2 separate regions of the Homo sapiens genome follow, and region 2 is linked to region 1. The links are chromatin contacts, found by Hi-C in ENCODE. All regions are on one chromosome and are shown on one strand. The core of a region is the stretch at or near the end of the contact, and the rest is flanking DNA. Distances in the headings are between cores, read along the strand shown.

Region 1 (6,824 bases), core at 2,530-5,029:
TTCCAAAAGATGGCAGAAATGAGAAATTCATGCTGAAAATATACCTTGGGCCGGATGTGGTGGCTCATGACGGGGTGCAGTGGCCAAGGTGGGCGGATTGCTTGAGCCCAAGATTTTGAGACCAGCCTGGGCAACATGGCAAAACCGTCTCTACCAAAAAATAAAAAAACTTAGCCAGGCATGGTGGCCAGCGGCTGCAGTCCCAGCTACTTGGGAGGCTGAGGCAGGAGGATCACTTGAGCCCAGGAGGTTGAGGCTACGAGATCACCACTGCACTTCAGCGGGAGCGACAGAGCAAAACTCTGTTTAAAAAGGAAGAAAGAAAAAAAAAAGAACACATAATTTGGTGTAATTCTGTTGGGAGAGCTCTTTCCTCTGAACGTCCTCTCCTACTGACTGCCCCACTGGAGTCTTGTCAGGCAGTAGTACGTTCTAAATAGTTCACTGATTCCCATGTTATGAGAAGGCAGGAGCCACTACAAATCCACAAATTCCAAGGACATAATAACACATTTCTCAGAAGAAAAGCATCTTCTCTCTCAAAAGAGTGCATTATCATTTTGAGGAGTTGGCACAGTTTAGGTTAAGTAGGCACATAATTCATTAAAGCATAAAAAAGTTGAAGAAAAAAATGCTGCATTGTGTTAGACATTCAAATGTGGTGTGAATGTTTAAGGCAGCTGATGCCCAAAATAAGCAAGTCAAGAAAAGTGGTGTGGTTTGGATTTTGCATCTAGAAGGAATTCTTTTCTCATGACTGCTAAGACTGAGCACTGTAAAGCCTGTCTTCCTCAAGGCCAATGACACTTCGGATACCAGATGATTTCATGTTTCAACTGCAGTCTGAAGAGAGGGTTGAGTTGGCCAGGATTGCAATCAGCCAAAAGAGACAGCAACAAACTGAACAGGTCACCTACATGGTAATGATAACTCCCTACTTAGGACCCTTAGGGATGAACCAAGGCATGAAGAAACCAGTGAAGCCCTAAAACACGCTCATTGCAATGAGACGTATGGTGAGGCCCTGATATGCCATGCTTACCGCTGGTCTGCCAGCCCCTGCCCCTCTGCCTCACTTGGGTCCCACCTGGAAGTCATTTTTAATTAATTTTTTTTTTTTTAACAGAGACAGAGTCTTGCTATGTTGCTCAAGCTGGCCTTGAACCCCTGGCTTCAAGTAATCGTCCTGCCTCAGCCTCCCAAAGTGCTGGGATTGCAGGTCTGAACTACCGCGCCAGACCCTAGAAGGGTTTTAAGTTGGTATTTTATATTCTTTTTTGAGAAAGAATCTAGAATCAAAGTCATCAGTAAAAGGGCATGTGCTGGCACTTGTGGGTGTGCCTTCTCACAAGAGTACCCTTAAGTAATTATTCAGCCTCTAGGTGAACACCTTCTAGACAGGAAGCTCATCATCTCTCAACGATACCTAAGTCACTTTAAGACTACTCTTAGAGTGTTAGAAAAATTCTTTCTTATACTGATCTGATGCAAAAACCAGAGCTTCCTCACTTCCAAATCATTGTTCCTTTCATTCTAGTAAACTCAGTTTCAAAGAGGTCTTCAGATATCAGGTTCCATTATAAACATAAATAATTTCTAAATAAAATGCAAAAGATTCCTCGTAGATCCCATTAAAATGATGACAATTTTTTTTCTTTCTTTCTGAGCCTGCCTGGTAGGGAACACAATTTTGTTTAAGTAGTATTTAAAAGCTTTTTTTAATTGCAGAGAAAGCCATTGTAGAATTCCTTTAAACCATAATATATAAAAATTTCATATCAGCAATCCTTCATTTAAGCTAACGATGTGAATTAGAAAGAGAATACTATTCCTGCAAAAGCTGGATTTTTTTTAAAGAAAGAAAGGGAATACTAATACTTTTAGGGAAGTCATCACTCGTTCATTCACTAATATTGAACACAATATTATATTCAATATTAGTTCAATATTGAACACAGCTTACATCAAAAGTGAGTCAAGAATGAAACCCTTTTTCTTTCAAAATTGATTTTTGTATTAGGCATGACTTTTTGTTTAGCACCTTCAACAACCCTATGAGGAAAATAATTATTCAATTATTATAAGGTAATTATGTACAATATATACAAGTTTAAACAAATTCAACTAGCTAAATTTTCCTCTTTTCACATCCTGCGTATAAATCCTTATTTGACTAGTCAAAAAAGAAGGAATATGGATTTAGATATACCTCAATCTCAAAATCTAGTTTCATACTTACAGGCATTAAGATCGCTGAAGATTATTAAGCCACTCAGCCTTAGTGTCCTCATCTGTAGAATGTGACTAATATTCACACAGCCTTATGGTGACTGCATCATAATGGGCCATATCAAGTGCCCATGGTAAGTGCAGAAAACCTACCCCCACTTCAGATGATGCAAAATAAGGAAACTGAAAAAGGTACTACTGGCCGGGCGCGGTGGCTCACGCCTGTAATCCCAGCACTTTGGGAGGCCAAGGTGGGCGGACCACAAGGTCAGGAGATCGAGACCATCCTGGCTAACATGGTGAAACCCCGTCTCTACTAAAAATACAAAAAATTAGCTGGGTGTGGTGGTGAACGCCTGTGGTCCCAGCTACTTGGGAGGCTGAGGCAGAATAATGGCGTGAACCCGGGAGGCGGAGCTTGCAGTGAGCCGAGATCGCACCACTGCACTCCAGCCTGAGCGACAGAGCAAGACTCCGTCTCATAAAAAAAAAAAAAAAAAAAGAAAGAAAAGAAAAAGGTACTACTAAGGATAGGAACATCTATCCATCAGACACAAAAATGCTTGAGAACTATAGAATAAAATCAACAGGTATCAATATGAAAACTCTTTAATTAAATGCCTACACGATTTAACAGTACGCCAACTTATGGTTAAATATAGTTTTCTAAATATGCCATCACTTTGAAAACATTTCTGATTTTTCAGTAATTTCTAAACACACCCTCAGTAACTGCCAAGATATCACAACACATCCACATCGTGAACTCAATGTTTCACCCGGGCAAATAATGTCAAAAGTAATGACAGTACAGCCAAAAAGTTTATTCACTGTCTAAACTACGTGGATTTAAAAATATTCTATTCTATTTGCTATGGAGTGAAGCTCCCCTTCTCCTTAAAATAACATGCTTAGTGTCTGGGAAGGGCTTTAGACATCAGGTAGAGAATGCATGAGGGAAAACGACCCAACTTTCTGAACATCCATAGTCTGCGGAAAGTTGGCTCATCCCTAACCCTGAAATAAAGCTACTGCAGCCACGAGGAAATCAAATGGCACGCTATCTGCCGTCTGCACTTGGCCCGCACCCGCGTCCTGAAGACGGGAGCGCAAGAATTCTCCCTTTCTACATGACCTGCAAGCTAAGGCTAGCACATGCCGGCACCCTACGAAGAGCCACCCGATCTCCTGTCTGGGATGCAGAGACTCGGTTTAACAGCCGACTCCACCCGCGTCCCGAGACTCTTCCAAGCTCCTTCCCGGCCCGCCGCGCCCCCTACATTCGCACATGCGTACACCCAATAACGAGAGCCGAGAGCGCTCCCCTTCGCGTGGTCCCCACGCCCAGCTGCCACGCAGCCGGTCCTCCTACCCTTCTCTGGGCGGCTAGCTTCACGATCCAGTAACGCGCATGTGCAAAACTGCGGGCCCTGTAATTCTTTAGTGGGCAGGGGTGGGGCGGTCAGTGGGACCAAGTTTCTTGCGCACGCTCCGGACATGCGCAGTGCGGGAGCTGAGGCGCCAGCTGTGGATTTGGAAGTTCCGGGGAAGTCGCGCATGCGCGAGTGTACGCGTTGCCGGCGAAGAGGGGAGCCTGACGACTCGGAAATTTGAATACCACAGTAGCATGGAGTGTGACCTCATGGAGACTGACATCTTGGAGTCGTTGGAAGATCTAGGGTAAGATTGTCAGGGCACGGGTCTCCCAAGCCCCACGCTGCCGGCCCCCTGGGAACACCTCCTGCGCCCCAGTCTGAGACACCTGCCTCTCCACGCCGCACCCCGTGGCTCCTGGCTGTCGCTTCCCTTTGGCCCCGGCACCCCCAATGCCACGTCCACTGTCTGCACTGCTAGCTCGGGGTCCTCCAATCCCAACACCCCTAGGCCTGCCCAGTGCTCCCTGCAGGCGAGCTACCCGCAGCGTTTGTCAGTCATGCGTGTCATTGTCTGGGCTCTGATTTTCGCCACCCCCACTCCCCGAGCTTCTCTCCTCGCTTCATCCTCCTGCCCTACCCCTTAACCCCTCAACTCTAAAGGTTGCCAAAGTTGATTCTGCTTTCCTACTTGTTCTCCAAATTTCCTACTCCCATCTTGAGCCCCTCCTCCTACCCCACCCCACTTCTCTCAAAATTTCTCCTTTGCCCAGTCATCTCTGCATGCACCCAGGCTTCGCTAAGCCACTTGTATGGGCGCTGCATCTGTTCCGCTGGCCAGCTCGCTTGTGCATCTAACCTATCACCACGTCCCTGGGAACCACCAGCAGTTTGCTTTGACTCTGTGATACTCTGCCTCGTTGAGCCCCATTAGACCAGGGTCGTCTTCACCCACGAAGAACCTGCGTATTTGTTTTGCATTGTGTCTCTCCTTCTCCTGATATTTATTCAACCATAATTCATCAGTATCTAGAAGCTGGAAATAGGGTTTGTTATCTCACTGGGTCACCCAGATCAGTGTACTCTATTAAACTTGAGAACGTGGACCCTCTTGGGCTAAATGTGGTTCCAGAAACAAATTGTATGGTTAGATACTTACCTACAGGTACGGTATCAAAACAAAGTACAGATTTAGCTAGCTGTATTTCTAAGTAACAAGTTCTTTATCAAAATTTTCTCTTAGGTTTTTCCATGACAAGGAAACCTTTGAGAGAAACCTTTCTTTAGGAAAAAACACCTTGAGGATTCCCAAAGTCTGCCTATTTGAATAATTTACTACCCTAGTAGAAATTTTTAGGAACGAAGTAGTCTTGCTTATCATCTGTCTTTGTCACAGTGAAATACTATTGTTCTTTTCTTGGAAACTTGCTCTGAATTTTTATAAATATTCCAGACTTTAGGGGGCTTCTTTCTTTCATTAGGGCATATGTTAAAGTCATTCAGCAAAATAGTCTCTTTAGTTGACATCTCAGACTGAATCGCTTGTTCACACATGAAACCATTCATTCATTAGGACTTTTTTAGGAACAGTTTCTTTGTGGCAGTGTTAGGCCCTTAGAGTACAAGGTGAGGTGGAAGAGGGGTTCACAGGATACTGGGAAAATATGCTGTGAGGAGCCCTGAGGAGGGTCCCTTTACTGGGAAAGGAAATGAAATCCTAGAAGCTTCTTTCTGGAATAAATGACACTATAGTACTGTAGTGGAATGAGTGGAATGAAAGGAAGGGGGTAGACCTTATTAAATGTAGTCTTTCTGCATGGATAGTGGTCACTTAAGAATTGGCCACGGATGCTGTTTCTTCCCATTATTGTCTTTTTTTTTCCCCCTCCTTTTTTTAACTTTTTATTCTTTTGGGTACTGTACAAGTAATTGTTACTGTAGTAATTGTAATCACATAACTACTTGACATAGAGTGTAATGTAAACCATGGATTTTCTGAAAACTGTTATAAATTTTAACCTTAACTACTTAGTTTGGTGGCATTCAAATATTAAAAGTCAGCCTTAATTAACTGAAATGTACTTTTAAAGGATTAACTGAGAAATATTAGAATTAAATGACTACCTTTTCTATTTATTTATTTATTAAGAGATGAGGTCTTGCTCTGGTGACCAGGCTGGTCTCGAACTCCTAGCCTCAAGCGATCCTCCCACTTCAGGCTCCGGAGTAGCTGGGACTACAGGTGTATGCCACTGATCCTGGCAAATAGTCATCTTTTATCTCTTACCTGGCACACAGTAGGAATTCAGTAACTACTTGTTGAATAAACTAATGAAGTCTAAATGTGAAACTCAAGGAGAAACTTCTAGGCCTAGTCTTTTGATTTCAGTGTCTAATAATACATAGTTTATAAATCTAGATGCCAGACTACATGTGATCTCATTTTTTTATGTATGATTTGTTTTCATTTTGTTGCATATACTGTATAAACCTATAATCATATTTTAAAGGGTTTGAGAACTGTCATTTCTCTAACATACCTGTAGTTCTCAACATTATATTATCTTTTTTTTTTTTTTTTTTTGATACGGAGTCTTGCTCTGTCGCCCAGGCTGGAGTGCAGTAGTGCGATCTCGGCTAACTGCAAGCTCTGCCTCCTGGATTCAAGCCATTCTCCTGCCTCAGCCTCCTGAGTAGCTGAGACTACAGGCGCCCTCCACCATGCCTGGTTAATTTTTTTGTATTTTTATTAGAGATGGGGTTTCATCGTGTTAGCCAGGATCGTCTTGGTCTCCTGACCTCGTGATCCACCTGCCTCGGCCTCCCAAAGTGCTGGGATTACAGGCGTGAGCCACCACGCCTGGCCTAAACATTATATTATCTTAAGCATATTTATTGTATCATCTTAAGTAAGCATTATTATCAATATTTAAGAGAATGTAAAGCAATCTGAATAATATGTATTTAAGATTACTTGGAGTGACAGAAATCTTATATTTTAGAATATTGGTGATTGGAGTTCATTATGACTGTCATCTTTTATGAATGTTTGAACATTTTTAAATTTTTTAAAATTATATTGGAATCACTTACAAAGGATTAGGATTCAGATGCGCCAGTTCATTAACTGCCAATATTTATTAACCTAACCTGACGTTTCTTTGGTACTAGAATGTCTTACTAGTCTTAACTGGCATTAAATTTATAAAAATGATATAAATG
Region 2 (7,047 bases), core at 2,201-4,700, 8.2 Mb before region 1:
TCCCTGGGAGTTCCGTCAGCAACACACCAGATTCTTCTGTTTGCTTCTGAAGCCTGACTTGACTTCTGGAGGCTTCTTCCTGGAGCAGGACTAGTTGGATGAGATAAAAGTGCTCTTTGAGATCTCATGGAGTAGCATTACTTGAGTTATAAAATCTCTTCATGGGCTTAAAACATGTAAATAGGAGCTTTCAGATTGCAAGTTCAACAAGCATTGTTCACAGTTAGTGGTTGCTTTTGTGGTATTTTGGGAAGAACATGGGCATAAAACTTGGCTCTACCACTCGCTATGTGGCCAGCTGCCAGTTCCTGAACCCTCCTGTGTCTCAGTTTCCTCACTGATTGTTGAAAGGAGTAAACGAAATCATTTGTGTGTGGGTTTGTGTGTGTATACAATACGGGTTTCAACGTAGTTGTAATAATATCAAACTGTTTCTTTTGAATCTTATTTTCTTTATTCAATGCCCCATCATACATATTTTCCATGTTATTACACATCTTTACAGTGTCGATATTCATTTAACCATTTTCCTATTTTTGAATATTGAAGTTGGATATTGGCTTCCAGGTTTTCTTGATGCAAAAATCTTTGAAATTATTCATTTAACTAGATTTTCAGAAATTAAATTGCTGGGTTAAGGAGATTTGGATACATATTGCCAAATTATTTTTCCAAAAGGCTTTAACTAATTTATTCCACCACCAGCAACAGAGGACAGAGCAATTTTTGTCATTCTTAAGTATGTCATAAGCCATATTCATACTCCAGCCTGGGCAACAAGAGCGAAACTTCCTCTTAAAAAAAAAAGAAATGCATATTATAATTTGTAACATGACAATTTTATAGGTGAAAAATAAAATCCCGGTTTAAAATTTTGTATGTTTTTTTATGACTAGTGAGATTGCATTTTTTTCAAATGTATTTTCCAGTCTGAGATCCATTTTTGTAAGTTGTTTGTCCGGTATGGCTCCAGTGCATTATTCTGTTGGGTGTTAGAATACAGAACATCTTCAACATAGATTCAGTTTGGTGTCCTGATTGTGAACATGACTCCATTTGTGTTATATGTGTGTGATTGTATTCAACTAGGAATATGTGCTTTTTGGCTAATGTACAAAATGCTGGGTGCGCCAGAGATGTGTCTGAAATTCATGGGATGAGACTTTTACCTATTTCTCCTTCCACAGACTCTTTAGTTGTAGCTGGAGAAAAGGCAAGTGAATTCCTTTTGGAGCTGGGTAGAAAGGGCATGGAGTTAAGGGTCACGAAGTCAGCACATTCCCTTGTGGAATTGTGCCTGTAATCTGCTGATTTCTACCCTGATTCTCTACCTCTCATTTTGCCTGAAGTGACACTGTCCCTAGACCAGTCCGTGGCCAGCCCACATCATTTCTTTTAGGGTTATCTGAGGATCTGAGGTCCATGTGTTTCACAAGTACCCACAGGATGTGCCCACCATTTCCCTGCAATTCAATTCCAAGTCTGCGTTCTGAAGTAGAGGTTTCAACCCTGGGAGATACTTGTGGGTGTTGGAAGTGAGGGGTGGGCCTGGGGAAGGACTGAGTCATGAGGGTCACCAGGGCCTCAAGGAAGAGAAAGTTTCACCAGCTTCACCTCTTCAGAAGGGATCTCAGCCATGCAGATTCTTGGAGGGAATTAGGAGGCTTTTAAAGTTACAGAGATGTCCTCAGCTCTGAGCAATGTTCTGAGGAGTAAAGTCGTCATCAGCCCATTTTGGCCCTATGTGGGCATCCTCTTTCCCACTCTTTCCTCTTGGGAGGAGGGACTCCAGTTTCACAGCTTGCCAGGGCTTTGGGCTTGTAGTATGGGAAGAATATGGAGCTAGGTGGAACTCTTGACCATAAGGATTTCATTTCCTGGTGACTTGAATCTTTAGGCCCAGAGGCTGTTCAGAATCTAACCAGCTACAACAAAATTGGGACTTGAGGGGGATTAAGAAAAACTTGGCTTTAAAAATTAGAATTAACAACAAGAGAATGGTTAAATGAGTTCAGGTATAAAAGACTGCAATAGTTAAAAAGAAATAAGGATACAGACATAAAAAGATCTTTGAGATGTACTGTTAATTGAAGAAAACAAGTTGTAGAATAAATTTTAAAATACAATCATGTTTATGCAAAAGAACAACAACAAAAAAACCTAGCTTTCTCCCCGCCACAGGTACATGCATGAAACCATACCCAGGAGGTTAGGAAGATGCCACACTCAATGGATGACAGTGGCTGCCTCTGGGGAGTGTGTGTGAAGGTCGACCAGACCTTGCACTTTGTTTTGTTCACATTTTAAAAGATAATGTAACTACGTCTTTCTGCTGTAATCAGAAATAAAAAAAATAGAACAACTGGCTTGAAAATCTAGGATGCAAATCCTTCTGCTTATCTGAGACCCAGGTGGTCACTGGTTCAGTCCTGATGCAGAGCAATGGCACTGACATTGAAATTGCACTCAAAGAAACCGAGCTGCAGCTCACCATGGACATGTTGTAGGATTCCAACCAGGAAGTGCTCTGAGCTTCACAGGGTTGCTGTGAGTATTAAATGAGATAATATATGAATGTGCTTTGCAAAAGTTAAAGTGGGAGACACATATAAGGTAGAAATACTATACTGTGTCATTACATTCTTGTACTAGCTCCCAAAGTGAAAGTGGGATAAGAATGCAAGCACCACAACCCGATGAAGTAGATATTATTATGATCATCTCCATTCCCCAGCTGAGGAGTTAAGTTTTAGTTAATTTTCTATTGGTCATTCGGCTGTTCAGCTGCAGTCAGAACTTGAACCCAGGCTCCCTGCTGTTCTCAACTGCCACTGCATGTTGAAGCACTCGGACACATTTACAGCCATGTGTATATATATTTACCGTTTCCTTCTTGGAGCAGTTCTGACAAAGCTGAGATTTAAACCTCCAAGAACAAATATATGAAACTGATTCTAAGCACTGTAGAGTATTTATGATGTGTTTGTGCTAGGCATTGTAGGAATAACAAGTGGCTAACATTTTCTGATCATCTGCTGTGTGCAAGACCGTCTTCTAAGCGCTTTACATGTATTAGTGCGCACAACTTTATGCAAGAGGTACTACTATCCCCACTTTACAGTTGAGAAAAATGCTGCACAGAGAGTTTAAATATCTTGCTCAAAGCAAAGACGTTTAAGATATGGTCTCTACCCTGAGTCCAATATGCGTGAAATAAAACAATGGAGAAGTGCTGCAATGCAGCTATTTACAAAGTTCCAAGGGCGCTCAGAGAGTACCATCCCTGCAGGGGAAAGCGAAGCACTTCGTGTGAGATCCTGAAAGTCCGGGGTGAGCCACTTCAAGCAGGGGCGGGGCGCGTGTGCAAGGCCCTGGGCTGAATTAATGAGAACCCGATCTCATGTTCTGGGTCAGAACCGAGCTCCATCCGGACTGCAGCGCAAGCCAAAGAAATGCAGTGGCTGCTGTCCCGGCTGGGCCCTTCTGCATACCCCGGGGGCATCGGGCCAGGGAGCCGTGCTCCCCTTGGGCCGCGGGGTTGGTAAGCAGCAAACCGAGCTGAAGCGGCCAAGAACCCTCCCGTAGGGCAGAGTGAGGATTGGCGGGAGAGAAAAGCCTAAAGGGACTGTAGCAATTGGCTGCCGCCTTTTCCACCGTAGGAGGATCGGGCTGACACTCCCAGCGTTGGGACTTATTCAGGTAAAGATTATGTCTGGAGCCCCATCTTGCTTCAGAGACCTCCCGTTCTGCGCTTATCACTGCGTCCCCGGAAACCAGACGTCCCTTAAGAGACTTAGCCAATTATCATCCACGGCCATTACCGTGGAGAGCCTAGCGCTGTCAGCGAGTTTCTGATTGGCTGTTGCTGGAAGGGGGCGGGCCCGGAGAAGAACCGTGCAGCGTGCGGAAGGAGCCCTACTTGCCCACCGTTCTCTCCAACTCAGGACGGACGGCGCCGCCAAGTGGTCTGTAGGGGTAATGCCTCGTGCTGTTGCCCCGCAGAGGGCGGGCTTGGCTTGCCAGGCTCCTGGAGAGGAAAGCCTTTTAACCTAAATGAAGTAGAAAGAGAAATACCTAAACTTGAATAGGAATCAGTCGTGCTGAATAAGAGAGCTCTTAGTCAGAATGCGTGTCGTCGGTTCCAGCTCCACATTAACTCAGTTTCCTTTCTTTCCTGAGCCTCATCTGTCAGATGGGGATAATGATAATACCTATCTCCAAGGCTTGCCATGAGGTTTCAATGAAATTAATATGTTTAAGGTTCGCACAGTGCCATGCGCATAATAGGTACACGATAAGCAATAACTGGTGGGGATCAGTGCACTGGTTAAGAGTGAGCATTCTGGGTCAGTGCCGTGACTCACACCTATAATCTCAGCATTTTGTGAGGCTGAGGCAGGAGGATTGCTTGAGTCCAAGAGTTTGAGAGCAGCCTGGGAAACATAGTGTGACCCTCTCTCTACAAAAAATAAAATTATCTAGACGTGTGATGTGTGCCTGTAGTCCCAGCTACTTGGGTGGCTGAGGTGGGAGGATCACTTGAGCCTGGGAGGTCGAGGCTGCAATGAGATGAGATTGCACCACAGCACTATAGCCTGGGTGACAGAGTGAGACCTTGTCTCAAAAAAAAAAAAAAAGAAAAAAACAAAAAGAATGAGAATTTTGCCGTTTGAAAGAATACCTGTTGAGTCCCAAGCCTGCATAGCACTAGCATGGTGAGATTACATAGCCTCCCTGTCGCAGTTTCCTCATCTGGAAATGAGACTAACAATAACACCTACTTCATGGAATTGTGGTTTAATTGTGGTACTGATAAAATACCCAATACAAAGCAATCAGTAAATGTTGGCCCCTATTATTCATATCATTTATGAGGAAGGGAATAATGATTATTATTTCCCTTCTTCCTCCCCCAGGCAATAGGCTACTTCAGCCTGAGTTGGCCCTTCTGAAAGAGGAATAGTGGCTTGCTTTGTCTGGAGTTAGTCTGTAAACCTATCACACTCACACGTATGAACATAGGACTTGGAAAATCTCTATATCACACTCTTGCCCACAGTTTACATTATTCTTTTAGGCACTGTTTTCTTAAGCCCCGTTGGCACCTGACGAAAGCATAACATTATAATGATTAACTTATTGGAGTAGAATTGGTTTATTAGAGTATCTTTTAAGTTGGCTGTAGTGTTCAACAGTATTCTGAGGGCAGTGTACATAGAAGGACATGTACTGATGAAGACAAGGGTTTCAGGGGTTTGAAATCAAAGGACATAAGTCAGCATATACTCTAGGGTGAGCCTGGGTTGGGACCAATGATGGTGAAGTGTGTAGCGGTGGTTGGGTGATTGGTTGGGAGCAGGGAAGTCTGGAGTGTTTCTGAGTCATGGGAAGATTACTGGACAGACTTGGAGACTTGAATTCTGGCTAAAACGAATTCACTCTCTGGCTGTGTGATCTTGGACAAGTCACTTATATTTTCTGAGAACTGATTTCTTTGTAGTAAAATGAAAATAGAATATGATTCTTGTGTGTAGTGCGTAATAAGTACTCTATAACTGCTAGTTATTTGTTGTTATTCATAGTATCACAAATAATTCCTCCTCAAACGTATGTTGCGAGAATCATGGAGAAATCTGATCTGTTTTTATATTTCAAGAGTGATGAGTGCCTAAGATCACCAAATTAACAGTTTGGGAGTTTGGCAAGGGTTAGTCTACCTTTCCTTTCTTTTCCATTTTGTAGTTCTTATCTTCTCTTCTGTCCTTAATTAAAAGTCTATCCTTCAAGTCACACAAGTGACCCAGTTCAGTGAGGACCTTCATGGTTCTTTGGATGCCTCCCTGCTGTACCATACGTTTGACCACCTCCCATCATCTGCCCCACCCATTTCCTTCTCTTCTGGCCTATAGGAGAGGACTCTAGCTAGAGCTTAGGCCCTGTGTACAGTGGTCTCATGTATCTTGGCAGCCCCAGGATTCCAGGGTTCTTCTTTGGATGAATGACCTTGTAATTGAAGCCCAAAGTTTAAGGCTGGTACTGCTGAGCACATACTGTGGAGGTAAGTGGGTAGGACAGCTGACACCCTCTCCAATTAATCATCCAGCAATAATTTTGGTGCGGTTACTATAGCCTGGTTACTTTGGAGGCCACATTCTTCCATTCTGAAGATATATGTAGAGTTATTTCTCAGTTAAAAATGAAGACAGGCATAATTTTTAGTGGGAAAATATGGGGCTTTTGTGTTGGGCAGATTTAAATTTGAATCTGGTCCTTTACTATGTGATCTTAGAACTAGTTGCTTATTTTCACAGTTTGCTTATCTATAGAATGGGGACAATTGGAATAACAGTAGTAAAAAGGAGTGAACTTTTGATAAATAGAATAACGTAGATGAATCTTAAAATAATCATGTTGGATATAAGATGCAAGACAAAAAGATTACATACCGAGATTATGTTTATATAAAGTTCTAGAAAATGCAAACTTATCTGTAGTGTCAGAAAGCAGGTCAGTGGTTGCCTGGGGACGAGCAAGTGGAGGGGCAGGAGGAAGGATTACAAAGAGAGAGAGGAAAACTTTGGGAGCTGATAGATATGTTCATTACCTTGATTGCAATATGGCTTCCCAGGTATATACATATATCTAAACTTATTAAATTGCACATTTTAAATATGTGCAGTTTATGACATCAGTCTTTCAATAAACTGTTAAAATGGGGATAATAAAATGTATTCATAAATAGTTGGTGATGTTTTAATGAAGAAAACATGTTAAAGTGCCAGAAATACAGCAGGCGATCAATAATGGGCACTCACTTCTTTCCCATTTTCATACTTTAAAAAAGAACACTAGGGAATTAACTTTAGCATAATATTTATATGACAAAGCCTATAAGTGGCACCAATAGCTTAAGTAATATAGAATACACATTTTCCTGTCTTTCTTGGTATCATAGGTACAGTATTATAAAGATTAAATGATGCAATCACATAAAGAACTTTGAACATTTCTGGGCATATAGTAAGTACTTGTTAATTGTTTTTTATT

What was found. A loop is a pair of places that touch in the nucleus more often than their neighbours do. Pooled maps may share reads with other maps.
Region 2: a map of CD8-positive, alpha-beta T cell shows a loop between it and region 1 (26-fold over the local background). The contact joins the enhancer-like site here to the promoter of FAM98A in region 1. A Hi-C loop is called at or near these places in 2 of 168 maps with a recorded cell type or tissue (CD4-positive, alpha-beta T cell and CD8-positive, alpha-beta T cell) and 4 of 50 pooled maps.

Annotation. Positions count from the first base shown.
Region 1 is chr2:33,596,254-33,603,077 of GRCh38, reverse strand. It overlaps FAM98A (family with sequence similarity 98 member A), which reads left to right and starts at 3,779. Exons shown (of 8, transcript NM_015475.5): 1 at 3,779-3,909. The coding sequence starts at 3,857. LOC105374455 (a long non-coding RNA gene) reads right to left here and starts at 3,733. Exons shown (of 3, transcript XR_939942.3): 1 at 2,240-3,733. It also overlaps the pseudogene ATP6V0E1P3. RefSeq lists enhancers at 3,266-3,495, 3,636-3,685, 3,716-3,785, 4,336-4,525.
Region 2 is chr2:41,837,759-41,844,805 of GRCh38, reverse strand. No RefSeq gene overlaps it. Among named protein-coding and RNA genes, the nearest start is that of LINC01913, 36 kb to the left of the region's middle. Within about 2 kb of position 3,450, at least 19 of the 41 ENCODE cell types and tissues checked have a DNase peak (open chromatin) inside an H3K27ac peak, as active enhancers do.